4 separate regions of the Homo sapiens genome follow, and regions 1, 3 and 4 are each linked to region 2. The links are chromatin contacts, found by Hi-C or POLR2A ChIA-PET in ENCODE. All regions are on one chromosome and are shown on one strand. The core of a region is the stretch at or near the end of the contact, and the rest is flanking DNA. Distances in the headings are between cores, read along the strand shown.

The links. A loop is a pair of places that touch in the nucleus more often than their neighbours do. ChIA-PET counts read pairs that join two places held with the same protein, here RNA polymerase II (POLR2A). Pooled maps may share reads with other maps.
Region 1: a loop to region 2 is called in a map of gastrocnemius medialis, with 2.8 times the contacts of the local background. The contact joins two enhancer-like sites. A Hi-C loop is called at or near these places in 4 of 168 maps with a recorded cell type or tissue (GM12878, Right ventricle myocardium inferior, gastrocnemius medialis and 1 more), 6 of 37 single-sample maps with no recorded cell type and 9 of 50 pooled maps.
Region 3: a loop to region 2 is called in a pooled map, with 2.3 times the contacts of the local background. The contact joins two enhancer-like sites. A Hi-C loop is called at or near these places in 3 of 50 pooled maps. POLR2A ChIA-PET finds 5 or more read pairs at or near these places in 3 of 52 experiments (WTC11 and activated T-cell).
Region 4: a pooled map shows a loop between it and region 2 (2.5-fold over the local background). The contact joins two enhancer-like sites. A Hi-C loop is called at or near these places in 2 of 50 pooled maps. POLR2A ChIA-PET finds 5 or more read pairs at or near these places in 2 of 52 experiments (Caco-2 and PC-9).

The regions. Positions count from the first base shown.
Region 1 is chr2:109,509,822-109,516,549 of GRCh38, forward strand. It overlaps a transcript of RANBP2 not described here. Among named protein-coding and RNA genes, the nearest start is that of SEPTIN10, 100 kb to the right of the region's middle. RefSeq lists enhancers at 4,029-4,278, 6,460-6,699. Within about 2 kb of position 1,454, at least 2 of the 41 ENCODE cell types and tissues checked have a DNase peak (open chromatin) inside an H3K27ac peak, as active enhancers do; they include gastrocnemius medialis, where a contact is called at or near this core.
Region 2 is chr2:109,379,142-109,386,076 of GRCh38, forward strand. The region is part of intron 3 of SH3RF3 (SH3 domain containing ring finger 3); the gene reads left to right. It also overlaps a transcript of RANBP2 not described here. Among named protein-coding and RNA genes, the nearest start is that of MIR4266, 69 kb to the left of the region's middle. Within about 2 kb of position 4,012, at least 8 of the 41 ENCODE cell types and tissues checked have a DNase peak (open chromatin) inside an H3K27ac peak, as active enhancers do; they include gastrocnemius medialis, where a contact is called at or near this core.
Region 3 is chr2:109,238,665-109,245,258 of GRCh38, forward strand. All of the region lies in intron 1 of SH3RF3 (SH3 domain containing ring finger 3), which reads left to right. It also overlaps a transcript of RANBP2 not described here. Among named protein-coding and RNA genes, the nearest start is that of MIR4266, 72 kb to the right of the region's middle. RefSeq lists enhancers at 1-86, 237-326, 367-456. Within about 2 kb of position 3,772, at least 21 of the 41 ENCODE cell types and tissues checked have a DNase peak (open chromatin) inside an H3K27ac peak, as active enhancers do.
Region 4 is chr2:109,179,961-109,187,254 of GRCh38, forward strand. The region is part of intron 1 of SH3RF3 (SH3 domain containing ring finger 3); the gene reads left to right. It also overlaps a transcript of RANBP2 not described here. Among named protein-coding and RNA genes, the nearest start is that of MIR4265, 42 kb to the left of the region's middle. Within about 2 kb of position 6,036, at least 16 of the 41 ENCODE cell types and tissues checked have a DNase peak (open chromatin) inside an H3K27ac peak, as active enhancers do.

The DNA.
Region 1 (6,728 bases), core at 204-2,703, 130 kb after region 2:
GAATTTTCGGGGAACATAATTCAGCCCATGTGCCTGTGCTCATGGAGACCAGGTCATAATGAAGTCAAAAGTTAAATTAATCAAAATAACTAGGCGATAGCTACCGGGCAAATACTATAGGGCAAAGTACTAAGGGATCGCAGGAAACTCTTATCTAGTTGGAGAGGTGAGGGGCATGGAGGGCCACTTAGAGGGTGTCCGGGTCTTATCTGGACCTCCACACTGTAGTCTTGTTTAGAAATTCACAAGGCAGGAAGAGGGGAAAGAATGTTCGGTTGGCGGGAACGGTGTGTGTGCACACCCCAACCCGAGGCTGGGGAGAGCTTGGCAGGATCAAGAAACTGAGGGAGCCCAGAGCAGGTGTGGAGGAGAGGGCTGAGGTGAGAATGGCCAGGGGTAGGTCTCTGAGCCTTCCAGGCCAGAAGCAGGAGGCAGTGTTTCCTGGGCTCTCAAGGGGTGTTTAGATGCAAACTGTGTCGGGAGCTCCCTCTGTTGGTGGCACAGGGAATGGCTCGTATGAATGTGGGAAGCTGGCACAGCAGATGCTGGGCAAAGGGCAAGGCGTCTCTGCCAAGGGGGCGGTGAGGGCATGTGGGGGAGCAGACAGCCCCGAGGGTCCTTTGACAAGTCAGTCCGATGTGGAGGCCGAGGGGAAGCCTTCCACATGTCCTAGAGGGAAACCCCGAGGTAGCTCTTCTCACATTTGTGCAGTGACTACCAGACTGAAGGAACCCCGGTTCCATCCTCACCCTCTGCAGCCCAGAGGGCTGATGGGGTCCAGGGCTTCATTTCTGTTCCTAGCCGGGACCAGGGGCTCTGAGCACCCACAGCCCCTTCCCAACAAAACAGCCACTTGTGTGTGCCATGGGGTGACCCCTCCTCCCTGCCCAGCCTGGGCTGGGGAAGGGCCCCGTCTGACCAGGAGCTGGCCTCCTCCAGCTAAAGCCAGGGTGAGCAGAGTGGGGCCCATGCTGGGTGACTGCAACAAAAGCAAGAGAGGCTTTCCTGCAGGGGAAGCGGCAGAGAGCAAAGGTGGGACGGGTGGCCGGAGCTATGGGGAGTGGGCCCTTCCAGGAGCCCCTGGCCTCCTCGTGGGTGCTGAAGATGGCAAGTGCGTGTTAAGCATGTACTAAGCCCACCCTCTGCGCCCGCCCCATGCTTAGCACTCTACATCCATTGCCTCGTTTTTGTCCTCACATCAGGCTTATGAAGTAGGAATTATGACCATGCAATTTCACAGATGGGGAAACTGAGGCAGAGAGCAGTTAACCAACTCGCCTCAGGAAGGGGCAAAGAGGTGCGGCACCTAGGATTCAAGCACTGGCAGTCTGGCTCCAAAGGCCGCACTCCTAACTCCTCAGCCTGTTCTTGGCCTCGGGAGGCCTGGCTGATGTCAGGGCCATTGACACTTGTCCCTGTCTGACTTGCTGTGACAGTGCTCCCTGAAGCCTGACTCGGGACTGGAGAATGAGGTCCCACAGCCACAACAAGTTCTCAGCTGTCCTCTGTGGCCTCTGATGACAGCACCAGGTGGCCCAGTATACCACATGCCCCCATCTGGTGACAACATACTCTTTGATCAAAAAGAACAAAAAGTTCTCCCGCAATCCAGTGTGCCTCTGGTCAGGCCTACAGGCTGGCAATTGGTGGCCTTAGGGGTGGTGTCCTTGCAGTCAGGCTGGGAGAACCTGCCCACCTGAAGGTGCCTGGACCACATGGCAATCAGCTAAGGCCAACCACTGTTGTGGCAAGGCTCAGATCACCTGCAGAAGGTGGGAGCCTGCAGGGAGGAATAGGGAGGGGCACAAGCCCTGGGGTCAGGGGCAGGTTCTAGCCCTGCTTCTGCCTCCAGCTGGCTTTGTGACCCAACGTGAGACCAGGGCCAGGGCTGGCCATCTACTGTAAGTCTTTTCTATGGAATTGCTCCACAAGTCCTTGTCCACACCCTCCCTGCATTTTCATGGCTGCTGCCCCATGCCCCCAAATAAGGAATGGGGGGTGGACAGAGAGAGAGGTGAGGTCCTGCATCCTGGGAGAGCACACCCAGGAGGCCGAGGTGGGGGTGGCCCATGTGTGCCTCCTGGCACCCAGTGTGGTGCTGCCCACAGCAGGTGCCGATGCACACGTACTGCAGAATTGCCCTAGATGGTGTTGCTGCCCAGAGGACTCTGGGACTCCCAAGTGGGAGTTGAGCTGAGTGCCAGACCCATCTCCAGGGCACACAGGAGTCCCATCATGTGTGATAATAAGCTTTCTCTACAACTCTAGTGGGGGCTGTGATATCTGTCTCAACATCCAAACACTTTTAGGGGGCTTGTCCGCCCTCCTCGGCCTGCTGGAAACTCTCTTCCTGGCTCTGGCCTGGGACCCTGGCCCTCCTCCTGCTGGGCCCTGGCCCCACTGTCCTTTGCTGCATGCATGCCTTGGTGACTGACGTGTGGGCCCCATGTGTCCCGGCCCTCCCTGCCCTGCATCCCTGCTGCTCCCAGGGTGCCCTCAGTGTGTCCTTCCTCCTTCTTCTGATGCCCAGCAAACCACCTGATGTGCTGCAGCTGATTTCACCTCTCACTGTGGCCTCCGCCACCCTCCTGCCCCCTCCTGAGTCAAGCTCCAGGTATGCCCAGGGATGGTCCCAGGCTGCCTGGGGGTCCACTCTGTACCGCGCTGGGCACCCAGGGATTTTAACATCACAAGTCCCCTCGCTACCCTCCCTGGTCTACTGCATCTGCCTCCTGGTCTCCTGGTCTTCACTGTGTGTCTCTCTATCTACACTCCAGGTTTTTCTGGGACATTCTTGACTAGACCCGGCTTGCTGGGCCTCGTGGGAGGCAAGTCAGCCACAGAGGCTGAGCAAGAAAGAGAAGCCGGGCAGGCTGGGCACCCTGGAGAGCCCTCAGGTAGCATCTTTGACTTTCCCCCTCCCAGGTGCTCCTGTCTCTCCCAGAGCCTCCACCCTGGGTGCCCCAAGACCTAAGACCCCTCACATGACTCTGACCCTGACCCCTCCTCACCCCCTCCTGGGCCAGCAAGGGAGCAGCCGCCTGCTATTCACCTCCAGTTCTTCAGGTCCACCATGACTTTGGCCATTGCCATGGCAACCATCTTGCACGTGGGTGGCCTGGCAGCCTCTTTCTGTCCTGGGTGGCTTCTCAGTCACCTAAGGGAGGGAAACCTGCAAGAGCCCACACAATACTTTCCCCTGCACAGAGCTGAAGGTGCAAGGCCCGAAGGAGCCAGCGGACGGATGTGCTGCCCTTCCTGGGGCAGTTCTGAGGCACCCCATGCCATGCCACCCCAGCTCCTTCCCTGGCACAATGCCCCGACCTTCCACTCCCGTGCCCTGGAATTTCTTCCCAAAAGAAAGCACCTGCACAGTAGACCTGTCTCAGCACCCAGGCCCCATGGATTCACACCTGACACACCACACACACCTCATGTGCATGCACACACATCCCACATGCACACACCCCACACATGTACACATGCATGCATATACTCCACATGCACACACCTCACACATGTACACATGCATGCACACACCTCCCGTATGCACACACTTCACACATGTACACATGCATGCACATACTCCACATGCATACACACTATATGCACACCACACACATCACACACGTGCACATATAGACACTCCACATGTACACACACCACATGTACACACACCACATGTACACACACCATACCCACATGCACACATTATATGCACATACACACACACTGCATGCACACACCACACAAGCCACGTGCATGCACAAACACACGTCCACACACTATATGCACATGCGCACACATCACTTGCACATTTGCACACACACCCTTCTCCCAGTTCTAGGACACCTGCGTAGATGAGGCTTTGCAGGAGGAGTGCCACAAGGGAAGGAGGGAGGTGGGTGCCCATGGAGGCTGTAGTCTGTGCTGCCTCACCTCCCCAGAGCCAGCCTGTGGCTACAGAGGATGTGGCCAGGGGTGTAGGGGATTGGGTATCACCAGCAAACCAAGCCCTCACCCACAGCCACATTCTAACTTCAGCATCCAACAAAGCACTTCAGCTACCCCAGGGGGACCACCGTGATGGTGGCCGATGAGCAAATCCTAGAAGAGCAAGCAGCCGGGTGGAGCCCAGGCAGCCTCCTGGGCCTGGGGGCCTTCTGGTCCCCAGTGAGTCTGCGGCTCCATGTCAGAGTTCTCCTCACCACTCAAAGCTAGAACGGAGAAGGGCCTTAATGTGGGCATGTTCCCACGGTCCTTAGAAAGGCAGTAAGCCTGGTTTATGTTGCTCCATCAAGTGCTCTTGCAGCTCTGAGGTTTGGTTGAAACTTAAACTCAGCATCAAGCTAGCCGGGCCAGATTCTGAGCTTATGTAACGCCCTGGAAACTCCCATGTGCTGGACTGGCTGTTTCTGGAATCTTATTATGATTCATAACTTGGTTACGGCTCTGAGCTGGTAAATACGGAGTTTCTGCTGTGGACTCAGAAAACCACGTTATAAAACACAGACCAGGGCTGTTAGGAAAACGCAGCCCCGGGTGTGCGAGTGCCCACAGCTGCAGCCCATCCGCCCACCGCCCCCAGGGCTAGTGAATTATGACTGTGCACAGCTCAGACCTCCATGGATGAAAGGCAGACTCACAGGGCCCTGTACGAGTTCAGTGTGGGGCACTTGGCTGTGTGTTGGAACCAGCCTGTGTGCAGGCCAGGCGGGATGCCGCAGGGAAGCCCTGGTGTGGGACCAGGGCCGTCCCTAGAGTTGGGCTCTTTCCCCTGTGTACAGACCCCCACGCAGGGACCTTGAGCCTGCAGTGCTCTGCCAGAGTGGCCTCAGGTGTGGCTACAGCCTGGACTGGAGTTTTCCTTCCCCTCATTTTTCACTTTCAGTCGCTGTGGGACCGATTGGTCTCTGGACTCTTCTTGCAGCTTTATTCCATGGTTCGAGGTCCACAGCTTGACTCCCTTGGGGGTTTGGGTGCCAGGGGAGAGGGCTGCCCCCCAGGCCCTGGGCACGGCGGTCACTTTCTCACTGCCTCCTCCTTTCCCTGGTCAGGTGGTGCTTCCCACCCTCCCTCCCTCTCATCTTCCCCCATGCCCCTCACACACTTCCCTCTCCTCAAGCCTCTGACTTCCATTAGCCAGAGATGCCTGGGACATGGAGCCAACCACATCTGCCAACTCTCATGCCCAGAGCCCTGCCCTGGGGCCTGAATGCAAGTCCAGGGATGACCTTTGCCCTGGAAATCACTTGTGGCCTCTGTCTGCTGGGCATAGGGTTTACCGCACATGCTGGATGTGGGTCCAGGTCTGCACTCAGCCTGGATGACCAATGGCGGCCAGGGCCAGGAGGGTTCTCCAGGCATTGGGAATAGACTAAATGGAAACTCGGCGGCACCCAGCACCCCATGATGGCGAGCTTGGCACACCCCTTGACGCCAAACAGTGTGCCCCACATGATTCAGTGTAAGTTGAGGAGGGAGGGCCTACAGGCAGTGGCTGAGAGAAGGGGGCCTGCAGGCTGGGGGCAGAGTGGCTATGCCCTCCCTGGAGGGTCCGTGGGGGATGTGGAATGTCCTGCCTATTGCTAACTTGCTTCATCTCATGGCTGGCCAGACTCCAGGACAAAGCCCTGGTGGAGTGGAGGACAAGAGCCATTGGCAGTGCAGGCCCTTCCTTCCCTTCCTAGGCCCCAGATCTCAAACCCACCTCCCCACTGAGGACCTCAGGAGAGCGCCTCATCCCCTCAGCCAGATCTCCAGCACCCCAAACTCGGCCATGGCTACAGAGACGCTTCTTCCCAGGGTAGGAGTAGTAGTCTGTTTTGCGTTGCTACAAAGGAATACCTGAGGCTGGATAATTTATCAAGAAAAAAGGTTTATTTGACTCATGGTTCTGCAGGTTGTACAGGAAGCATGGCACCAGCATTTGCATCTGGTGAGGCCTCGGGAGGCAAAAGTGGAGCAGGAGGGGTAGGGGCCGTGGCGGACTTTTTCAAACGATCAGATCTCATATGAACTAACAGAGCAAGAGCTCACTCATTACCGCCAGGAACGCACCAAGCCATTCCTGAGGGATCCGCCCCACGACCCAAACACCGCCTGCCAGGCCCCATCTCCAGCACTAGGGATTGCATTTCCACCTGGGGTTGGAGGGGACAAACAACCAAACATCCAAACAATATCAGCAGGGATTCTTTGTGCTAACTACCTGCTTAATGCTTAGCACTCAGCTCCAAGGTCTCTAGCTGAGTGGAATGGTTATGATTCAGGGGTCTTCCCTGGGCTAAGGGGCATGGGAGCAGCCTATGAGTCCTGGAGCCCCCAGACACCCTTGAGTGGGCTGCTGAGCCCACCAGGCCTCCTGGCACTCTACAACACATGGGCCCGAGCAGGTGATGTGTGGCCCATGCTGGGCCTGAAGGACCTAAGTCCCACCCCCTGTGCCCAGGGCCTGGGGGGCAGCCCTCTCCCCTGGCGTCACTGATGGTGCTGTCTTAGGCCAGAGTCTCCTCATCTGGAAAATGTGGCCATGACGGGACATGTTCTGAGGCTTAAGGGTTTGTAAATGCCTGGTGCAGGAGAGGTTCCACTGGCACAGAAGCACGGGCCTACAGCTGGGGCTGAGCACTTAGGCCTGTCCTGATATGCGGACACTCAGTCTCCCAGGCTGTGGCCACCGGGTCACAGAGAGCCCGCCCTTCCTCAGGCAGGGCACAGGCAAGGCG
Region 2 (6,935 bases), core at 2,762-5,261:
TTGTTTCACAGATTTGTTTTCAGTGTCTGGAGCAGGAGGGTAAAAATGTTACCCATCATTTCACCTTGGCTAAGCAGATGTTAGCCAGTGATGCTTTAGGAATTTTGAAATAAGGGTCAGAGGTTCCCCAGGGCTCAATCTCTCCAGCTTCAGTGCCAAAGTAATAATCCAGGACTTTTCCTTAGATGAGGAACTGGAAAACGCCTTTAAAGTCATGGTTTACCATGGAGATGGGTTACAACCAAACGCCAAAGCCCGTCCCGTGGTCCCACTCTCCAGGCGAGCCCCTCGCATGTTTGTTTCACTGCTGGTGTTCCCTACACTTCTGCTGACAGATGTGGCCGCTGCTTCTAAGAGTCAGGACACCCTGATGATGCCACATCAGAAGGGATGTGAAAGTATGAAGGAAAAATACTCAGGGATGTCTGCCAGGGAACGCTGGGGAAGATGCAGTTTTGTTTGAAGTTTCATTTTATTTTTCTTGCTTTTCGTCATCCTCTGTTTTTACAAGCTCCTGCCGCAGCGACAGCCTGTGGAAGGGATCCCCCAGCCTTAGTGTGGATGCCAATCCTGCTTGCATTTCTGTGTCAGTGTGGACTGTGCCTCCAGGAACACTTTGTAAAGCCCTCCTGCAGGTGAAGCCCGGTCATTGCCAAGAACACTGGGCAGGAAAGCCAGAAGCGAGGACCAGAAGGCAGGGACCAGGAAGCACCCAATGGCGTGTCTCCTGGAGTGTGATGTTGTGTCTATGTCTGAACAGAGTGGTCCAGGAGGCAAATTCTTAGACCTATCAGGGAGAATAAGCAGTGGTCTTGCCTTCACCAGTAACCCACTGTTTCCCTTACCTTTCAATTGGATTAACGACATAAAGAAATAAATGAGTGTAAAGAAATGAGACAAGACTACATAAGAGGGAGACTCCAGTCGCATTCATGGTTGGGGTCTGTACATTTTCTTGCCGGGATCTGACTGCCAAGGCGTGATCCACACATACATGGGTGTTCATTGTAGTTTGGGTTTGTTTGTCTCCAGCAAAAATAGGTAGGTGCCTAGGTACCGGCTCGCCCTGATTTCTCTCTTCTTAAGTCTTTTTGAGGTCTTCGTGAAATTAACATCTTATAATAGAATATCTTACATTCCATTGCTGCTGGGAGTCTTGTTGCTGTGATTGTTTTGTCTCCCTAAGCCCCTTTGAGGCCAGACCTGTAACTCACAGTTGCTTCCCTTCTGGGTCCTGGCACAGGGTGGGGCCCAGGTGCTAGCTACCCTGTGCACCTGTGCAATGTTATTGGGTTGTGGTTCAGTGTTTTACAGAGCTCATCAAGCATGGGGAATGCCCCACTGACCATCTCTAAATGGGTCTAAGCTGGGAAGCTTGCAGCAGTTCTTGTATATCTGTGGCAAGACAGCTTAGTAAGTTTTTGTGAAGCCCCTTGTCCTCGCTGCCAGCCTCCCTGGGAGCTTCTGTGGGGACAGTGAGTAGCCCTGACCGCAGCCTGAGTGGCTCAGTCATCACTGGGGCCACAGCCCACCTTAAATGTTGTCAGGGCCTGGCGAAGGGGCACATGGAGCCTTGTGCCATAGTTCCTGAGGTTTGATCTCACCCTGCCCACCTTAGCCAGGCAATCCCTGCCCACCAGGTGCCCCCCACCACCTGCATAGGCAGACATCAAACTTTTTAGATTCCTCCCAAGACCTCGATGCTGGAGAGCCAGACACTAATTCAGGGCCTTTGGAGGCCCCAGCAGGGCACGCACTGGTCCTCAGCACCAGTGCACTCAGCCTTGCCAGAAAGAAGCTGCATGCATGTAGACCAGCAGGAGTCGTTGCTGATTGCCGACTGTTTTGGTAACTAAAATGGACTACCTGTGTTGGCTTTAAGCAGTAGTTGTGAAATTGTGTGTCAGGAAGAGGGCTTCCTCCACGGGTCTACCAAGTGGTCTACCACTTGCTGAGTGCAGAGCCTTGTCCTGGTCTGGATGCGACGATGGAAGGCTTAAGTGAGTCATCTCCTGAAGAGACTACTCAGGACTGGAAGTGTGTCAGCCTAGGGGCAGCTGAACACCCAGGTGGCCCTGGAGCAGGCTGCTGGAGCGTCTGGCCTGCAGCCGGTGGAAGTAACTGAGCTCCAATCTTGTGTCCAGACTGCTTCTCCCCTAGGCTCCAGCTGTTTTTCTGCTTCTCCTGTCACTCATATGGACAGTGCACTTTCCACTGAGCAGGTCAATGGCGGGGTTACTTTTACACCTAACTTTAGCTCCTCTCTGGGCCCTGCTGGTCTCAGCACGCACACCCACCCAATCCTACGGAGACAGAGTTCTCACACCTACCCTCCGCAGGGCATCTTGGGCCATCCACGTCCACCTGCCCTCCCTTCAGCGTGGCCATCACGGTGCCCTGACTCAGCTTCCAGTCCCCCGGGCTTCCATGTTCTTGTCTTCCCTTTCACTTCTACCTTTCCTGCTTGAGTAAGTTAGGCTGTGGCTCGCAAACTTCAGTGAGCATTTGAGTGTTGTCAGAAGGCCCCCAGGATGGCTAAATAGTAGAAAGGACAGCTTTACTGGTGACATCAGTTTGCAAGCCAGGAATAGATAGTCTCTGACATGGAACGAAGGTGCTCTCGCTTCGCAGAAGGGGAAGGGCAGTTGGATTTTATGGCTCGCAGGGTCTGTGTTACATAGTAGAATCAGACATGTTTAGCAGGTTTGGGGGAAAGCTGTGCATGTTTATAAGGGGAGCTGAGTGCATGTGCAATGGGCAAACATGTACGTAACACACATCTCATGTCACTTTAGGGTGGGGTTTCAGCATTAAAATGAGGTGGAATTTGGCTCTTTCCATCAACAGGTGAACTATAGGACACAAAGACAGCCTGTGCACAGCCTCCATAAGTTGCTGAAACTGGCTTGAGGTCTGCAGTTGCTTATGAGAAAGGGGTGTTTGTAAGGGCTGTCCTCTGTCCCATCAGAGTTGCAGTGGTCTGGGTTATAAATCAGAGGGGTCTGATAGCACCTATTGTTAGGGAGTTTAGCAAGAGTGTGGCTTTCTTTGTAGCCCAGGAATTTAGGAAGTTACCATGCCAGCACATAGGTAACTTTGTTTCCTTAACCATAGGGTCTGTCTTAGTTGCTGAAGGGACATCTGTTTTGGTCTCAGATAACACAAGTCATTGGGAAAGCTGCAGGCCCAGCCCAGGGGAGAGTCTGCTGCAGTGGGGCTGACTCAGCCTGGGGCTGAGGCTGCCTGCACCAGGCCCACCTGCGCCCAGCCCACTGGCCACCCACCTCCCTCAGCAGCCCACCTCCTGACCCCCGACGTGGTTGGCCTTTCCTCAGTCCTCATCTGCATGAACTCTCCACACTTAGCACATGCCCTTCCGTCTTGCAGCTGTGTCCCCAGGCCTCAGCAATCTTAAAACAGCCCCTCTGTCACCCCACACAGAGCACCCCAGTCGTCTCCAGGACCTTCCTTTGGAACACCGAGCCCTGTCACATCTTCAAATCCTTCTGGTGCATTCTAACATCCGTCTGCCACTGAATCTTCAGAACAGCCTTAGGGGAAGAGGAAGGCTCCATTCTCCTGGCGAGAGATGCAGCCAAGCCCCATCCAGGGCCCGCAGCTGATGAGCAGTTCCATGCCAGAATTTGAAGTTAGCACCCCCAATGTTCTCTGCTTTCAGGATTCCTAGTGCAGAGACATTTGGCTGTTGGATTATGAACCCTGCCCCAATCTGACCTGCAGCTTCTCCTCCCACCATCTCATTCTATGGATTAATGTGTGGACCACGCTCTTCCAGGCCCATGCTCACTTCTTTCCTGAGTGTTCCAATCACAACACTCAGGACTTGAGAGTGTGTCTGAACCTGGAGATCGGCCTTAGGAAGTACCATCCACATTTAAAGAAGTTTGGAGGAAACCGGTGTCAGATTCCATGCAGCCCTGAGGGCGGGCCCTGGCTCCGAGGCACTTGTCCCCAGGCAGACCTTGTGAGTGCTTGCAGCTTTTCAGGCATGGAAGTGAAAGCATACTTAGCTGTGGAGAGATTTGGCACTGGGTGCCTGTAGGATGACAGCAGCACTTCTTGGCTGAGGTCCAGGGCTATGTTTGGTACAGAAGAAACCATGTCTGATTTTTCAGCTGGAACCAAGCACACCCATGTGGAGTCACTGGGGGGTCATGGGGGACCCCAAACATCTTTATTCCAGAGCAGCCCATCTTTGCAGGGAGATCTATCCTACAGGTCTCGGTTGCTGTTGCTGCCTCACCCTTAGTTCTAAGACTTGGCAATGGATTATGACCAAGGTTGACACTCTGGGCCAGTTGGAATCATTCTTCTCTTGTCTTCATGCTTCTCCTCCATGGTACCTTCTGTTAATACTTTCTGTTTCCAATGGATAGGGTGCAGGCTTCTGCGGGCTGAGGCACGTTTAAGATTCGGGTCCGGGAAATGCCCAAACCGTGTGTGTGCCCTGTGGGGTACTTTCTGTAACCACCTGAATTCCACCTGTGATGCAGAATGAGAAACAGCACTGATTCCAGCTTCATTTCGTTGCTGCTCAACCCCCGCAGAGGAGCTCAGAGCTACTCTCTGTTGCTTTTATAAACGCCTCCCAAATCCTTGAAAGTGAGAGCAATTAAGAGTCTTAGTTTGAAGCTCTTGGGACATCAGCCGCATTTTCCAGACGTCCTGTTTTCAGTGATCAGTCCGTCCTTATACCCTTTAAGTAATTTCTCATCCCTCAGCCCCTTCCACCCTACCACCCCGCTGAGTCTCCAGTGTCTGTTAGGTAGAAGGTTCTGATGACAGTCTAGAGGCTTCCTGGCTGCCACAAACAGTTCCTTCAGGGCTGGCCCCTCACAAATGAAGGCAGCCCATCCTTTCCATCTCTGCTTCCATCAGAGGACCACTTGCTCCTCCCACCCTTAGGTTTCTGTTGGTGGCTTAGCCTTTGGTGGAGAGAGCACATCCCACTGCTGGGCAGGGCAGTGCCCTCCCCACAGTTCCTTCCAGGCCGCCTGGGGTCCCACGTTCATCCAGTCCTTAAGCGCCGGCTGCGGGCCAGGCCCCGGGGATGCAGCCTGAATGAAGCAGAGGAGAACCCTGGAGACCACATCTGCCAGGGAGGACACAACAGCGAAGAAAAGCAAGTCTGGAGGGGATTCTACTCTCCGTGGAGAAAGTAACACCAGGAGAGGAGGAAGGACCTGGGAGGAGGGAACTGCAGTTTTCCTGTCAGCGCTCGGGACTTGGCAGGGAAAGCGGCCTTCGGGGAGGGGCAGGGAGGGAGCAGGTCCAGGGGTGGCCTGAGCTGGCCGAGGGACTCTAAGCCAGGGTGACCAAGCAGGCAGGTGGGAGGAGAGGGGTTGGGGTCAGAGGGGCAGTGGGAAAAGGGCTTCAGGGGTTCCCGCAGGTCACTCTGAGGACATTGGCATCTGCTCTGCATTTGGGTCTGGGGTCTCTCTTCCAGGCCCCTTCTCTGCCGAGTGCCCGCGACCTTGTGCCTGTGTCCATAGACTCCTCCTGACCACGTCCTTGTCATTCCTAAGCCCACCCCCGCTTTGCTGAGGTGAACTTTGATAGTGTAAAATGCATGTGGAGGGAGCCTTCTAGACTAAAAGTTTCGAGCTCTGGTCATAGGGAACCCACAGGGTCTTGGGCCCCTGGGGATGTGGGCAGAAGGCCTCAGGGTAACTCCAACCCGATGGTTCCCATGTGGCTTCTGAGGGTCCCACTTCCCCCACAGTTCATTCTCACACAGCCATGGAACCAGGAACCATTTACTTCACTATTGCTTAAAGCCACCAGTGGGGCCCATTGCTCTTAGAATAAATCTAGACTCCTCACTGCAGTCTACCCTGTGGGTCCACCCAGCCTCACACCCTCCCTGCATGCCTGGCCCTGATCGTTGTCCCGGCATGCTGGCCTTCCTCTGTCCCTTCATCTGTCCCTTCCTCTGTCCCTCTGACAGGCCAGACCCCTGCCCACGTTGGCATCAGACAGTCGAGCAGAAGCTCTGGCTCTCTCTGTCACTCCCTGTGCCTCAGTTTCCTCATCTGTGTAATGGGAGTAATAACCTTACCCACCTCCAAGGGTTCTTAGGAGGATTAAATTGGAGACATAGTGAAGTGCACAAAACAGCGCACAAAGGGAGAAGTATGTGTTAGAAATGATTGTTAACTTAATTGTAGTTTGGGGGCCCTGCACAACCCCAGTGTCCCCTGAGTCACCTCCCATGTCACTCTGCAGAGAGCAGGAAGAAGCCCCCATGTCCTGTTGCAAAAATGCATTTTAGTAGCAGCGTGTTGTTTTTGATGCTGCAATATGAATATCCAGTCCTCTTGAAAATACAATTTGGAATAGTCTTAGGTTTCATTCGATGTGAAGGAAACAATCACTTAGAGAATGAGTTTCCTTGAACTGTCCAGGGCAAAGGAGCCTGTTTGAAATAATCAGCGCTTTTGGGAAAGGGACAACCAGTGTATTGCAGGCAGAGCCTGAGGTCAGCTGCTTGAGCATCAGAGGCAGGGAGCACCCCACACAAGCTCTCAGACCTCAAGGGGTTGGCCAAGCCTAAGCCTTTGTGTCCCAGCCAGCCCTGCCAGGGTGGACTGTGTTATGGCTGCAGACTTATCCTGCAGCCACTGGACTGAGGTAGGACCTGGCACCAGAAACAAAAAAAATAAACCCAGGAGGTCAAATTTACACGTCCATAAAGCCTTTTGTATTTAAAAAGAGATGGACGTTTGGTTGAAACTCTGCTCTTCTTCATATTTCTTATTGGTAAATTTGCAACACAGTGCATCTGTTCACCTGTTTTTAAATATGTCCCTTTGGGTTAAGTTGGGGTTTTAGTTGTAGCAATTCTTCATACCCTGTTCTTGGATCCAGCTGAGGGATGAGCTGGAATGGAAGTGCTAGCTTTAGGATTGAAAAAT
Region 3 (6,594 bases), core at 2,522-5,021, 140 kb before region 2:
GGAGAGTGCTCACAGGATGGCCTCACTCCACAGAGGACCGGATGCCCTTGTTGCTCAAGACTTCCTTCCCCCAGGCAGCTGCTACATGCTTGCATCCTCTGTGGCTCTTGCAATACAGAGGCAAGGCCCCTGATGAAACCCGGCGAGGTGTGGTCTGCCCTGGAGGACAGCAGCCAGTGTGGGGGGCAGTCCCTTCTCTCTGTCCCAAGGGAGGATACAGCTCCACTGTGGTCACTGGCTCTATGTGAGGGGGTGCATGCATCAGAGACAACAGATGAGAGGGCCCTTCAGTTGGCTTTTCTGCCTCCAGTTCTTTCTGTTCATGAGAGGAAAAGCTACTGGTAGACAGAACAATGTTAAATGTAATAAAAATAAGCAAGTTCCCTGGGTTTATGCAGTGCCAAATGTCAAGATGGTTGTATACAGGAGAAGACGTCCAAGACACGTCTTTTCCGAGTGTCCCAGAGCTCAGAACTCTGTGAGCACTTTGAGCTTCCCCAGACCTCTTTCTTCCCTGGGTGTGAGCCCTGCACAGTGCTCCGAAAAGAGCTGGGGTCCGTAAATACGGATGGCAAACAGCTCACCTGGGTTTCTCACATGGATTTGTTTTCTTGGGGGTCTCTGTATGGAAGCTTTTATCCCTTCCTAGGGGGCTATAGGAGTATTTTTGTTAAGATTCAATGGGTCATTTCCAAAGTAGTCATTTCTTTCTCCTCACACAAAAATGAACTGAATAAGAATAAGGATACAGTTTTCTAGTGAAAATTGGGGTCTTCCCTGCTCCTTGCCTCCAATCAAGTAAAAGCTTTTTAGAACAAACGGACTACAATATTCTGAAGTGATTTTGAATTTGGCCCCATATTTGACTCTGCGGTCCGATGAGGGACACGGGGTTAGTGGGCAGACACCATTGTTTGCACACACGAGACTGGGTACAGAGCCAGGCGTGATCATCCAGGATAACAGGGAGGAAAGAGAGGCCGATGAAGCCACTGATTTTTAAGAGCTTTCTTGGTGGAGTAATAGATTTTAGGGAGGGAGTTGCTCTGCCAAGTGCTCCAGCTTAAATGGAGCCACCTGTGGAAAGGAGCTGGCGGCACTGCTGTGGGAGTCCCTTGTCTTTGGGAGGGGTGTTTCACGGCCACCTGCCTTTCATCCCCACAGCTCACAGCAACTTACAGAATTTCCGACCGTCTCCTTGGAGACTTAGAGAAATGTGTGCTGAAGGTGAGGAGTCACTCAATCACTGGCAGCCAGGCGGAGGTGACTGATAGCAAAATGTGCTCTAGTTGTAGTGGGGCTTGCAGCTGGGTATCCTCTGTGGAATGCTTGCTGGCTCATGATAGATGAGTCACTTGTCTGTAGTGGTGGCCGGGGCTCTGGCCCAGACCCTTCTCTGTTTTCTTATGTGAGTGAAGGCTGTTGTATTGCATAGTGGGTGAACCACACCTGGGGATTCTAGACTTGGCACTGCCCTCTCTTCTTGTGGAACCATGGATCACCCATTTATCACCTCTGGGCCTCAGTTTTCTCACATGCAAAATCAGGGTTGAAGCCAGGCATGGTGGCTCACGCCTATAATTTCAGCACTTTGGGAGGCCCAGGAGGGCAGATCACTTGAGGTCGGGAGTCCAACATGGTTGAAACCTCATCTTTACTAAAAATACAAAAAAATTAGTCAGGTGTGGTGGCTCATGCCTGTAATCCCAGCTACTTGGGAGGCTGAGGCAGGAAAATTGCTTAAACCTGGGAGGCGGAGCTTGCAGTGAGCCAAGATCGCACCTCTGCACTCCAGCCTGGGCGACAAACAAAAAAACAAACAAACAAAATACAAACAACAAAAACTAAAACCAGAGTCAGGGTTGGGCTTGATGGTCCCTATCAGTAGCAGAGTCCCCTGGTGTGGCACTTTGACTTGTGGATAAATAGGTTTTTCATTGCTGCAGTTTCAAACCTTCAGCTTCTCTAATATCCCCTGCCACTGACGGATTATTTCACACGAACCAGAGAGGCCATTAGGTGAGAATGCCTTCATCTTCCCTCCCTCCCACCTCTGAGCACCCTTCTGTTTCCTTCTGAGCTTCTTCCTATTTCCTCCTGTCGTCCTTCTCCTCTCTAGACCCTGAGGGGTTTCTCTTCTCTTCTAAGGTTACTTCTTCCTACTGGACTCCTGACACCCCCACCCCCACCCCTGCCCTTGGGAACTTGATTCCATCTCTCTCTCTCTGTCTCTCTGTCTTGCTCCCCGCTTCTTTTCTCATGTTCCATCTTCTTTCTCCCTCACCTCCTTATAATCCACATCCAAACAAGTCCACATCTCCCCAAAAACTCCATGCCTCCCTTTTGGCCAAAAAGAACTCTATAGAGCATCAGAAGAATAATTACTAAAAATATATGTTTAAAATAAGTGGCCTTAGTAGTAAGCTCTGAGAATGAGAAGCTTCATTGTCTAGTAAGTTAATACAAATTAGTCGACAGTCAATGATGACAAGAAGAGAGCGAAATAAGTTTGTACTTACATACCTCAAAACAAAAACTCTCTGAAAAAGCAGTTTGTTTGTCTCTTGACCTAACAATTCCAGCCTAAGAATATAACAACAACAACAGAAAAGACAAATTCATTTGTAGTAATGGCCATTATAAAAGATGGACGGATATTGGAGCATTTGAAGTGGAAAAAAAGTATACAAAATTCATCTTGCTGTGGGACCCTCTCCCCTTTTCTAGGGCCATATGGGTATAGATGCATTGGGGGAAAAAATGGCTGGAAGAAATACTTTAGGAATGTCCTTTTTTTTTCTTTATATCTTTTGAAATTTCCTACATAAGCTCGTATTACATTTTGTTGGCAGAAAATCAGATTTATAACCATCCGTCCTCCCTCCCACACAACCTTCTTCCCTCCCACTTGGCCTCAGGCATTGAGGTTTGGCTTGGTTCGGTCAGCTCTGCTGGGAGGGCCCCTGGGACTCTCTGTCTCCCCGCCTCGCCATGGTGAGGGTTCGGCAGTTCTCTCCCCCAGTCCCTGCAGTCCCTCTTCTCTGGCTTCTGTATCTGCCAGTTTTCTGTTCCCACCCTGCGTGTTTCCCTAGTGTCTTGAATAATTTTTTTTTTTTTTTGAGATGGAGTCTTGCTCTGTCCCCCAGGCTAGAGTGCAGTGGTGCGATCTCGGCTCACTGCAAGCTCCGCCTCCCGGGTTCACGCCATTCTCCTGCCTCAGCCTCCCGAGTAGCTGGGACTACAGGGGCCCACCACCTCTGCTTGGACCTGAGACACGATGTTCCCCAGAGTGCTGCTTTCATGGTGGTTTTCTTGGCCTGACACCTGTGAGTGATCAGACTGGGAAAGAGGATTCCCTTTCCCAGTCCTTCGTCCTGCAAGTGGCTGGCTCTGGTGTAGACGGGGGTGTCATAGGTAGCCTGCCACACAGGGTGGCTCCTCTGTTCGCCTCCTGTTTTCCCTGGTCATGGTGGGCTCCCTGAGGAATCACTTCCCCTCTTGTCTGTGTTGGTGTCCTAGCTTAGGTGGCCCCTTTTCCTGCTGTTCTCAACTTTGGTAGCACCTTGGCACCATCTGGGGAGCTTTGTAGTCCTGAGGCATGGGTTCCCCCTAGCAGTTTTAATGTCACCAATTGGGTGGAAGCCAGGCCTGGGAGTCTAGAAGCTCCCAGCTGAGTCTGCTGGCTGCTACACTGAGGACCTTGTCTCCTGTCTGTGTCGTGCCTCGTTGCAGATGGTCACACCCATAGAGCAGCCCGTGCCTAGAGTCCTGGGCCTTGGGGCTCAGAATGGGGCCAGGCCTTCCTGCTGAGCCGCCCCAGTGACACAGGCACTGATTGGCCACTGGAGAAGCGGGAGTGAATGGCAACAAGGCCAAGTGGGAAGCCTGTGTCTGCACTGACCACCGTGCCCCAGGCCGGCCTAGCCCAAAGAGACCTCCTGCTTTGACTTTTCCTTACTGGGCTGTGCCTACCTTGTGAAAACTCCAGTAAAATTAATCCAATGGCTGCTTGGCCAGACAGTCAGGACACATTTCGTGAGCCCTGGTCTGGGCTCAGAGGTTTGGAGTCCACAGCTGGGCCTTGATCTTCTTTCCCCAGTGACGTCCTCAGGCTGGGGTGTGGCAAGTTTGGAGAGGATGGGGACCCTCACTCTGTGGCCCAAATAGAGCAATAGGGCCTTTTTCTTCTGCTTCAGATTATCTATTCTCACAAAGGGAACAGGCATCCAAAAACCTCACAGAACAGCATTAGGAAATCAGGAATTGCAGCCAAAGGACTCTTGTCCTCTGTGTGAGGCTGAGTCGGACTTCCGTGACTCATGGTTCTGTTATTCTGAGTGTTTGAGACTATTAAGGAAATTGAATTTAGAGTGTCGTGATTTGTGAGAACAATGAAATCGGCTGTTCATATTCCTGTAGCGTCAGCAGCAGATGAGATGGGAGGTGTTGTCTTTCAGGCAGACAATTGGGAGCAGGCTATTGCCTTGTGCAGGTGTCTTGTAAGGGCTGAGGAAAGCTTCTTGAGGTCTGAGCAGTAGCTGAGAGGTCTGCAGATCCCCTGCCTCAGTAGAGGGACCCATCAGCAACTGCCAGTCCTGGGCCAGAGCCGGCGTCAGCCGTACACCGCATGGATCCTGAGACTCCCGTGTGCTTTTGCAGCCCTGAGATTCCATGTGCTTAGTCTCCTTCTGTTCACCCCTTACCAGATATTCCCGGGGCACATGCTGGAGTGCCTGTCCTTTCTTCTTGCATCAAGTGTGTGGTGGCAAATGAGGAAGGGATTTTCGTATTCTCCTCGTGTGCATTCCAGCCAGGGAGGCCAATGAACAGGAAATGCTCATGAAAAAAGTCAGATGGGGCAGGTGACATACAGGTAATTAACACCATGGGAACCTATAATGGAGAATGACAGAGAATGACTTTTATATTTGGTGGCTGGGGAACATTTTTAAAGAGATGGTGTCTAAACTGAGAGCTGAAGATATGAGTGGTGAGAAGGGGCCAGGGAGGCAAAGGTCGGGGACAATCGCCTGGTACAGGGAGACTAAGGAGAGATTGAGCATGGTGTTTTCAGAGAACCTCGGGGTGGCCCGAGTGGTTTTGCAATCCAGGAAAGGAGTTTGGGACATGTTCTCTGTGCGTTGGGAAGCCATTGAAAGGCTGTAATCAGGACAATACGTGATCTGGTTTGCTTTAGAAAGATCTTGAGTGAGTAAATAGATGAGTGAGTAGTGAGTGAGAGAGGCTTAGACACCAGAAGAGCTCATGCCACCGACATGCAGCCATGGGCACTTGGTGGTTCTGTTTGCCCTGCCCAGCTCATGTGCTCATAGGTGAAGTTTTTGCCATCAGCAGTGATCATTAAACAGTGAGATGGGTAATTGTAGCGAGGGTATTTTCTCTGTTGGTCCTAGATTGCCTAGAATCCTGATAGAAAGAATAGTTTTCCTTGAACTTACAATTCAGCAAATCCTCTGTAGCTATTTTTTTTGTACTGTTTGAAGGATGTACTATTTATGGACTGCAAAACAATGGATTCTAATCCGAGCTGGAGATAAAACATGACGGGGGCATAAAACATTTAAGAAGCACACAGGAGGTACAACAAAGCATTATGCAACAGCTTCTTCAGGCAAATGTGCACATTTTGCATCTAGGAGCAGGTGAGAAAAGTGACACAGAGCAGAATTGTCCTAATATATAAACCTCAGGTGGTATTATGAAAGTAAATACTATATTCAGTCTTTAGGCAAAACCATCAGTACTGATTTTTGCCCATGAATGCAATTCTGTCTTCCTGATGTGTTGGAACTACCCCCAAACAAATGCCAAATGTGAGATTGAAAATTAAATTTATAGGGCCCTAAGCTGTTTGGAACTGTTTTTAAGATGAGAGCTGTTCCACCTAATAGTTGCTATAGGAATAAGCTGGCAGGATGAGGAAAACCCAAGAATGCCAGTTAGCAGGAGAAGATATCGGAGTTTCTGTTAGGCAAACACAGGGAGGAAATATGGAGATGGTATTATCTGCAGCACTGAGAATCACAGCCTCTAGAGACAGGAGTCAAAGTCACTCAGAACCTCAATGCCCGGGCCCTTGAGGCAGCCTGTGGCCCAGGGCAGGTGCCCCTCCTGCTGCTGGCCTTGGAGGGGTGGCCTGAGAACAGGGGAGGTTTTACACACCTTTCCCACTGCAGCCTGTGCCATCGTCATATTCTGCAGGGTGTGGACACAAGTTAGAAGCAAGACAAAGTTGGCTGGCCCTGAGCTTGCCCTTGGGTTTGAGACTTGATCAGGTGCCAGTATCTCTATGGAGAACTGTGAGTACAGTTCTTGCTGTCTTTGTTGTTGGATGGCGTCCCCTTTAAGTGTTTAGTCCTGTTGTCTGGGCAGCCTTGTGCTGAGGGACCCATTGCTGAGCAGAGTGTGCCCAGTTCTCAGCAGATAGAATGAGAGCCCCTCCACCATCTCACGGGAAGCTCCCCTGCTGGAGCCCACTTGGGTTCTTGCCATGTGGCTTCTGTGCTCCTGGTGAATGTATAGCTCCTGTCTCTCTAGGGTCATCTTACTGGCTGCTCTGAGGTTTTCAGACCA
Region 4 (7,294 bases), core at 4,786-7,285, 200 kb before region 2:
ACCCAAAGGTGTTCTTAAAAAGACTCTTTGGGTTGCAAGAATCAGACCCATTCAAATTACCTCAAGTGGTGGGATCTTATTGTAAGGTTTGCTCTCTGTGGGGACCCAGGCACAGCTGAACAAATGGGCCTCCATGGGGTTAGGAACCACAGGAGAAGTTTTTTTTTTTTTCTCTAGTCTGCCAGTCACACAGCTGGGCCCTGTTCTCTGTCTACTTCCCTCTCTACCTGTGCTGCCACTGAACCACTGCCCTCCACTGGTATTCCCCACTAGTCAGGGCTTCGGCCTCCTTCCTTTGCCCACAATCTCTGCTTCTCTCTGAGTCCGCTGCCTTTCCTGATTTGGCAGATGGTATTGATGACTTTTTCTCTGTTTCCTGATTCCATTTCCCAAAAGGGACCATCTCATTGGCTCAGGGAATTACTTCACAGCAGGTACACAGAGGCCATTAGCTAGCCAATGAACTGGCTCCTCAGGGGTCAGGTGACTTCCCCTGGCCCAGTGATATGGTTTGGCTCTGTATCCCCACCCAAATCTCATCTTGAATTGTACTCTCATAATTCCCACGTGTTGTGGGAGGGACCCAGTGGGAGATAATTGAATCATGGGGGTGGTTTCTCCCATACTGTTCTTGTGGTAGTAAATAAGTCTCACGAGATCTGATGATTTTATAAGGAGAAACCCTTTTTGCTTGGCTCTCTTTGTCTGATGTCCTCCATGTAAGATGTGACTTGCTCCTCCTTTCCTTCCACCACCATTGTGAGGCTTCCCCAGCCATGTGGAACTGTAAGTCCATTAAACCTCTTTATTTTGTAAATTGCCCAGTCTCTGGTATGTCTATCAGCAGTGTGGAAACAGACTAATATACTCAGTCAGCTAAGAGTGTGGTCACAGGGGCTTCAGGGGCTGAGTCCAGGGCAAGCTTACTTGGAAGGGACCACCCCATGCAGAGAGCTCTGCAGTGGGATTTATCAGCAGATTTCTCCATGCAATATGTTTACCCTGATGCAAGCTTCCTCAGATTGATAACATTCCAATCCTACTTACCAATTTTCCCCTTCTTGACAAAGTCCTTTGATGGCCAGCCCGCTGTGCACACACAGTACTCACAGACCCTCCGTCAGCATGAGCATGTGGAGGTGGTGAGGAGAAGTGATGGCTCAGGAAGGTCCTTCCAGCTCGTCTGTGTTTGGTGTTGGACTTCTGTGTCAGAGTTTTTCAAATAAACCTGTTATTTGGGAATGATCTTAGGTTTATGGAAAAGTTGAGAAAACAGAACAGAGGATTCCTGTATACCCCTTGCCCAGTCTCCACTAATGTTGATATCTTATGCTACCATGGTACATTTGTCAAAACTAAGCAATTAACATGGGTACATTACTGTTCACTAAATTACAGGTTTTACCAGGGTTTCAGCAGTCTTGCCACTCACGTCTTTTTTCTGTTCCAGGATCCAGTCTAGAATGGCATGTTGCATCTGGCGCTGTAAGGGTTTGTGTGAAGAAAGGATTCCACTGGTGTAACACACACACACACGCACACTAACAAACACAGCAGAAAAGTACCCAAAAGTTTCTTTATCCTCTGGTCCATGCCACACTCCTACTTTCACCAGATTCCTCTTTATTAAAAGTTATGTTTTTACCTTCCCCTCCAGCATAAGGACCTGCAGTAGATGCCTGTTGCCGAACACACCAAATCCAAATTTCCCTCCCGGCCACAGGGGGTTCCTATTCTCTGAGTCTACTCTCCTGCCTCCTCTTTCTTCTCCAGCCATGGTAGTGGATGCTAGGTTCCATCTGTCTCCCTGCCTTTTTCTTGACATCTCTGAGCATACTTCATCCATGCCACATTCTAAGACCATTTTTCCATGACCTACACCTTTTTTTTCCATCCTGGCAGGAATTAGGTTTATGTGTTAGTATATTCTCTGGTTTTCCTTTTAGGCTTTACTGTAGTTATATTGCCATGGCTGTAAGGGCCTTGAATGAGCAACCAAAGGCCAGTTTGGTGATGTTTGCTCATTGCTCAGGGGAGGAGGAGCCTGATTTTGAACTTCAAAAAAATTATCTATGTGATAAACATATGTATGCCGTAAACCTGAATAATTTTTGAAAAGTAGGTAATTGCTTCACCTGTTGAAGCATGAAGAGGTTTGTCTTACTTAGTTTTCTGCTGCTATAGAAGAATACCACAAACTGGATAACTTATAAACAATAGAAGTGTATTTGACTCATGATTTTGAAGGCTGGGAAGTCCAAGAGCATGGCGCTGGCATTTGGTGAGAGTCATCCCATGGCAGAAGGCATCGCATGGTGAGATAGTATGTGTGCATGTGAGAGAATGGGGCTGAAGTCCCTGCTTTTATAACTAGCCCACTCCCATGACAATGGCATTAACCCACTTAGGAAGGTGAAGCCCTCATGACCTAATCACCTCTTAAAGGTCCAAACCCTCTGCATTAGGGATCAAATTTCCAACACATAAACTTTGGGGGACACACTCAAACTATAGTGTCCCAGAAAGGTGTCTGCATAGTATAATCTCACATAGTCAGGTGTTTTTCTTCCTGGATGTGCTTGGGACATAGAAAGCACATGGAACTTGCACAGGAGATATTTTGCATTAATTGCAAGAATGAATCGATGTTGCGTAAATTGGTGACTAAAGGAATGAATGAGTGGGTAAGTAATGGCTCCAGTTACATTGTAATGCTTTGAGGCTAGGCTGGTATTTCCTTGATATCAACTACTGCAGTGGTCTACATATAAAGTAATTCTCAATTTAAATGATTTCTTATTTTTAATTTTAAAATTAAAGTGTCAGGCCAACTTGGATATTTGAATTTCTAGGAAATAGAATGCTCAACTGCCTGTTTCTAATATATAGTTTATTTCCATATGCATATTGCCATATAAAATTATACTGTTTTTCACTCTCATATTTCATAAAATAACTTAAACGTTTCCCATGAATCTTTGACATTGGTGTCTTCATCATCACAGGACCCCATTTTGGGTCTCCTAACAGGTTTCAGAGCTCATCATCCTTCCACATGACTGTGTCGTGAGATGTATTTTCTAGTCGTTTTTATCCCAAGCCACAATGACTAATTTATTCAGCACTAAAAATTAACTTTTTAAAAGAAATCTTTAGAAGATTGTGTACAAAACTGTCCAGCACTGTCCAAAACTGACCCAGAATTGTGGGTCATTCCTTCTGGGTTAATTACTGAATCTGTGTTAACTTGCCTTCTTGTATACTGATTCTCAAAAAGCACATCCTGAGATGACTATCAGTTGAGTTAGTTTCAGGCTTGTGTATTTTCTCCATATACTGCTTTCGTGTTCTTAATAAAGTAACTGATAAGTGCTTTGCAAGGTGAGAGTCTACACAGGGAACCAAAGAGATGGTGAACTCTCCCTTGCTGCTGGGTGATTTTGGAAACAAAGCTCTACCTTATATCTAGATGCATATAGTAGTTCAACTCCCACACAGTAAAGATCTGGAAATTGAAGCCTGGAGAGGGAGAGGTTTCAGTGGCCTTTTGAAGGCTGTGCCTTTTGTGTATAAACCAGGACTAGAACATTTGAGTCTTACCCCAGCTCTTCACAATTCAGCCTTAACTTTTATTTTTGAGATAAAAAAAATGAGAAATTAACTTCTTTTATCCTGCCCGTCCACTCACTCTTTGATTCTGAAAATGTACAGTTCATCCCTGAAAACAAAAACAAAACTGATGAGTCTCTCAGCACTTTCCTACATGGAGCATTTGATCCTCCCAGCAGCTCGGTCAGGTCAGGAATTATTTATACTCTTTACATATAAGGAGGTAAGGCCAAGGGGGTTAAGTTACCTGTCCAGGGGCCCCTGCCAGGCCACTGTGTTGTCCCTGGGCCATTCTCTCTAGGGCATTGTCCCAAGGAAAGTGGGCTCTAGAATCCCAGAGACCTGTGCCCCCACACCTACCAGTTGCAGGTGAGTGCCCCAGCTCCTCAGAGCCTCAGTTATTCTCTTCTGTAGAATGGAGCCCTGTGGTCCTTAGTGGGGTTGAGTGACACGGTGTGTGTTGAGTGCTAGGTGCTGTCCAGGGTATCACGATCTCTCTGTGAACGTGGGGTGTTGAGCCCATGTGGTGGTTCCATGTGCTTCGTAGTCTCCTGCATGTGCTTCAAGGCACTGCCCCAGTTGCCTTGGCTGGCCCTGTGATGCTTGGGTAAATCCATATCTCCTCCCAGGTGGTCTGAATTTCTACACTCCCTTGGGAGTTCTGGGAGCTTCTTGGATAGGTGACTGGTCAAAGCAGTGTTCAACTCTGTTCCTTCTCCCTTACTTCAAATGACCAAGTTCATATCCTTGTTCATAAAAATAAGACGTTTATCGCACAAAGGCCAGGAGTTTCCTAGCAGGATGAAATGCAGAAAGGCAGCTTTTCAGGTGATGAAAGCAGATATGTCAGATGTGGTCTTTGCTATTGCTGTGGCGGGGCCCTGGGGGAGCTCTGGTCCCCTGTCTGTCCCAGCCGTGGGTCTGCTCACTGCTCAGAGTCCTGTGCGGATAGAGCTGGGCTGGGAGGCTGAGCTGTTGCTTAGCTTTGAGCCCCTCTGATCCAGGTTGTTGGCTTCCCCCATCCAGTGCTGGGGTGCTCCTGTGCCTCCATGGGCTTCCCAGAGAGTGAGCTGGTCCCACCAGAGGTCCCAGCCCACACTGGGCTGCCTGCTTCCCCCTGCCACCAGGAAGCAGCCTCTCCAAGTGCCTCCTGTGAATGTGCAGCCTCCTATTCTGCCAGAACTTTCTGGTTGGGTTTGCAGAGTTCAGGGAGTTGTGCCACATACAAGAAAGTATTTGCCAAGCCCAATGAGGCAGTTACGTGGTTGTCCAGAAAACTGAGCAAAGACAGTTTGTCATTGAAGCTGGTCCCTCAGCGAAAAAGGCCTCATCAAACAACCAAGAATGTAAGAAAATATATACATTTTCCATTTATTTCCACCTGAAAAATATGAAAAGAATTGTAGGTGTCTGTGAATATACCCATATTGTAGCACCACCTACCTGATTAAAATATGGAACCTGCTTATTATCTGTTTGTGTATTTCGATTCCCTTTGTTGGGGCTGTTACACCGTGGAGATAGTAAAATGTGATTAGAGTGGAATATATTCATTTGTAGACAGTTTGGATTGCATCTGAGATATTTTCCTGATTGTTAGAATTTCTCTCCCATTGGGATTTAAAGGGTGGTTATTTTTCCGTATATTTATCAAGTGGAAGAATAATTTGACAGGGACATGTTATCAGGTAAGGCATCTTTCCTAATCGATGTGAATAAAATCCCATGTAAGAGGAGCTCAGTGTGTTTGCATATTTTTTTAAACAATAAAAGATTGGATTGTTAGAGCATCAGAGAAGAGTGAAGACAGCTGTGCTTTTTATCACAGGGAACCTAAAGAAAAATTCTTACTTTAAATCCTTGATCCGAAGAGGCAAGTTAATTTAACAAAATAAACTCAGGACATCACATTTACTTGAGTCACAGAGCATGTTGAAAGGTGCAGACATCACAGGGCATCAAAGGATTTCACAGAATGCTGGGGGTGGAGTCTCTGTCTCTTTGGCCAGGCGTTGGTTTTCCTGCCTTTGGGGTTGGCAGAGAAGCCGGAGCCAAGTCCCTGGACAGGACAGCCCTCAGACACTCCTGGTTCACCTTAGTTCACTAGGCACATGGCTCTTGGTGGAAAAGACGATTTCTGGAAAGGAAGTGGGAGACTTTAGACAGACAAAACTCATCCAGGATTTTATATTGTGATTTCAAATTAACTTGGCACACTAATACTTCAGTTATTAATCTTCTGTGGCACTGTAGGAGAAATGAGGCGACAGTGTCTTGTAATTAGGGGCATTCTTGTGCCTGTCAAAGGGGCCAAGTCGGGTGGTGTGGATGCATCCTCCCCCAGCTCCTGGGACGGCTGGCCCTGTGCCCTGTGCCCCGTGCTTGGCCAGCAGAGGCCTGGCCTTGGCTGTCACGAGCACATTTCATACCATTCTCTGGGCCGTTTTTATTCCCTTAGTCACTGGGATCCTGTTTTGTATTTAACCCAGTGTCTTGACTTGTGTTGTACATTCCCAGGGTGATTTTAACTTCAGGAGAGGGCAGGCCCTGTCTCTGTGTCCTTGAAATGCTCCTTTTAATAATTTTCCCAGCATTTGAAAATGTCATTACTGAGATTTCTGTTTTTGCCTCACTGAAAAGAAGACGAAGTGAACTGGAGTGCTTCCCGTGTACGAGATGCTTTCCTTTGCATTTGCCCAGATGAATTCATGTAATCCTGACTGCAGCCCTAGTGGCAGGTACTGCCATTATCCCCATCCTGCAGATGAAAATGCTGAGGCACGGAGAAGTTGAGTATCTTGTGTGAGGTCACATAGCATTAAGAGGCGGAGCCTCGATACGAACCTGGGGAGTGAGGCTTTAGAGTGCAAACACTTCACCGCCGTGCTGGACCACCCGTGGGAGTTCAAGGTGTGTGTAAAATGAAAGCATGTAGGGCCAGTTACCCAGACCTTGATTTAGAAAGTCAATTCTGTTTTTGACATTTCCAGCAACCAGTAAAGCAAACAAATAACCTCCTGCCCCCAGTTTATTAAAAAACAGCTCCTGTTGGAATGGGGTTTTGGGTTGGGATGGAGCCCCCTAGGAAGACCCTGCGGGAAATGCATCTTACTAGCTTTTCTCAAAGGAGCCACACACACAGCTTTGAGGTAACCATTTTTCTTGGGGTACTCTGAGGACTGGGCAGCATGTGGGAATGCAGAGGCTCCAGTGAATATCACTGCCTTAGGTTCCACCTACAACCCCAGCACCAGCCTCACCTCCCCAGCTATGGGGTCAGAGTTCAGTTTCATTTTCAGTAAATGTGTGATTCTGTGGGTCCATATATTCACCCAGTTTATAGCAAAAAAGCGTGCTAGAACTAATTGGAAGTGTAGAAGCCATGATGCTGCCTCCCCAACCTGTGCCCCTAGAAGTTTGCTCGTCTCCCAGAGGCGGAGCTGGGCCTAGCCCTGGCACCCCACCCCATAGGTGCTGGCCCCACCTGTCACGGATCATTTAAGCATATTTTGCTAGCATCATGACCACACTCTTTGCTGGCTCCAGAGCCACAGGGTGAGGGACACAGGACTCTGTCCCCACGGTGCTGACCACTTCGTCGTCATTACAAGAAAGTATTCCCAAAGGCATCGGTTTACTTGTTATCTTAGGTTGAGTTTTAAAATCTACTTGAAATTCCTATAAT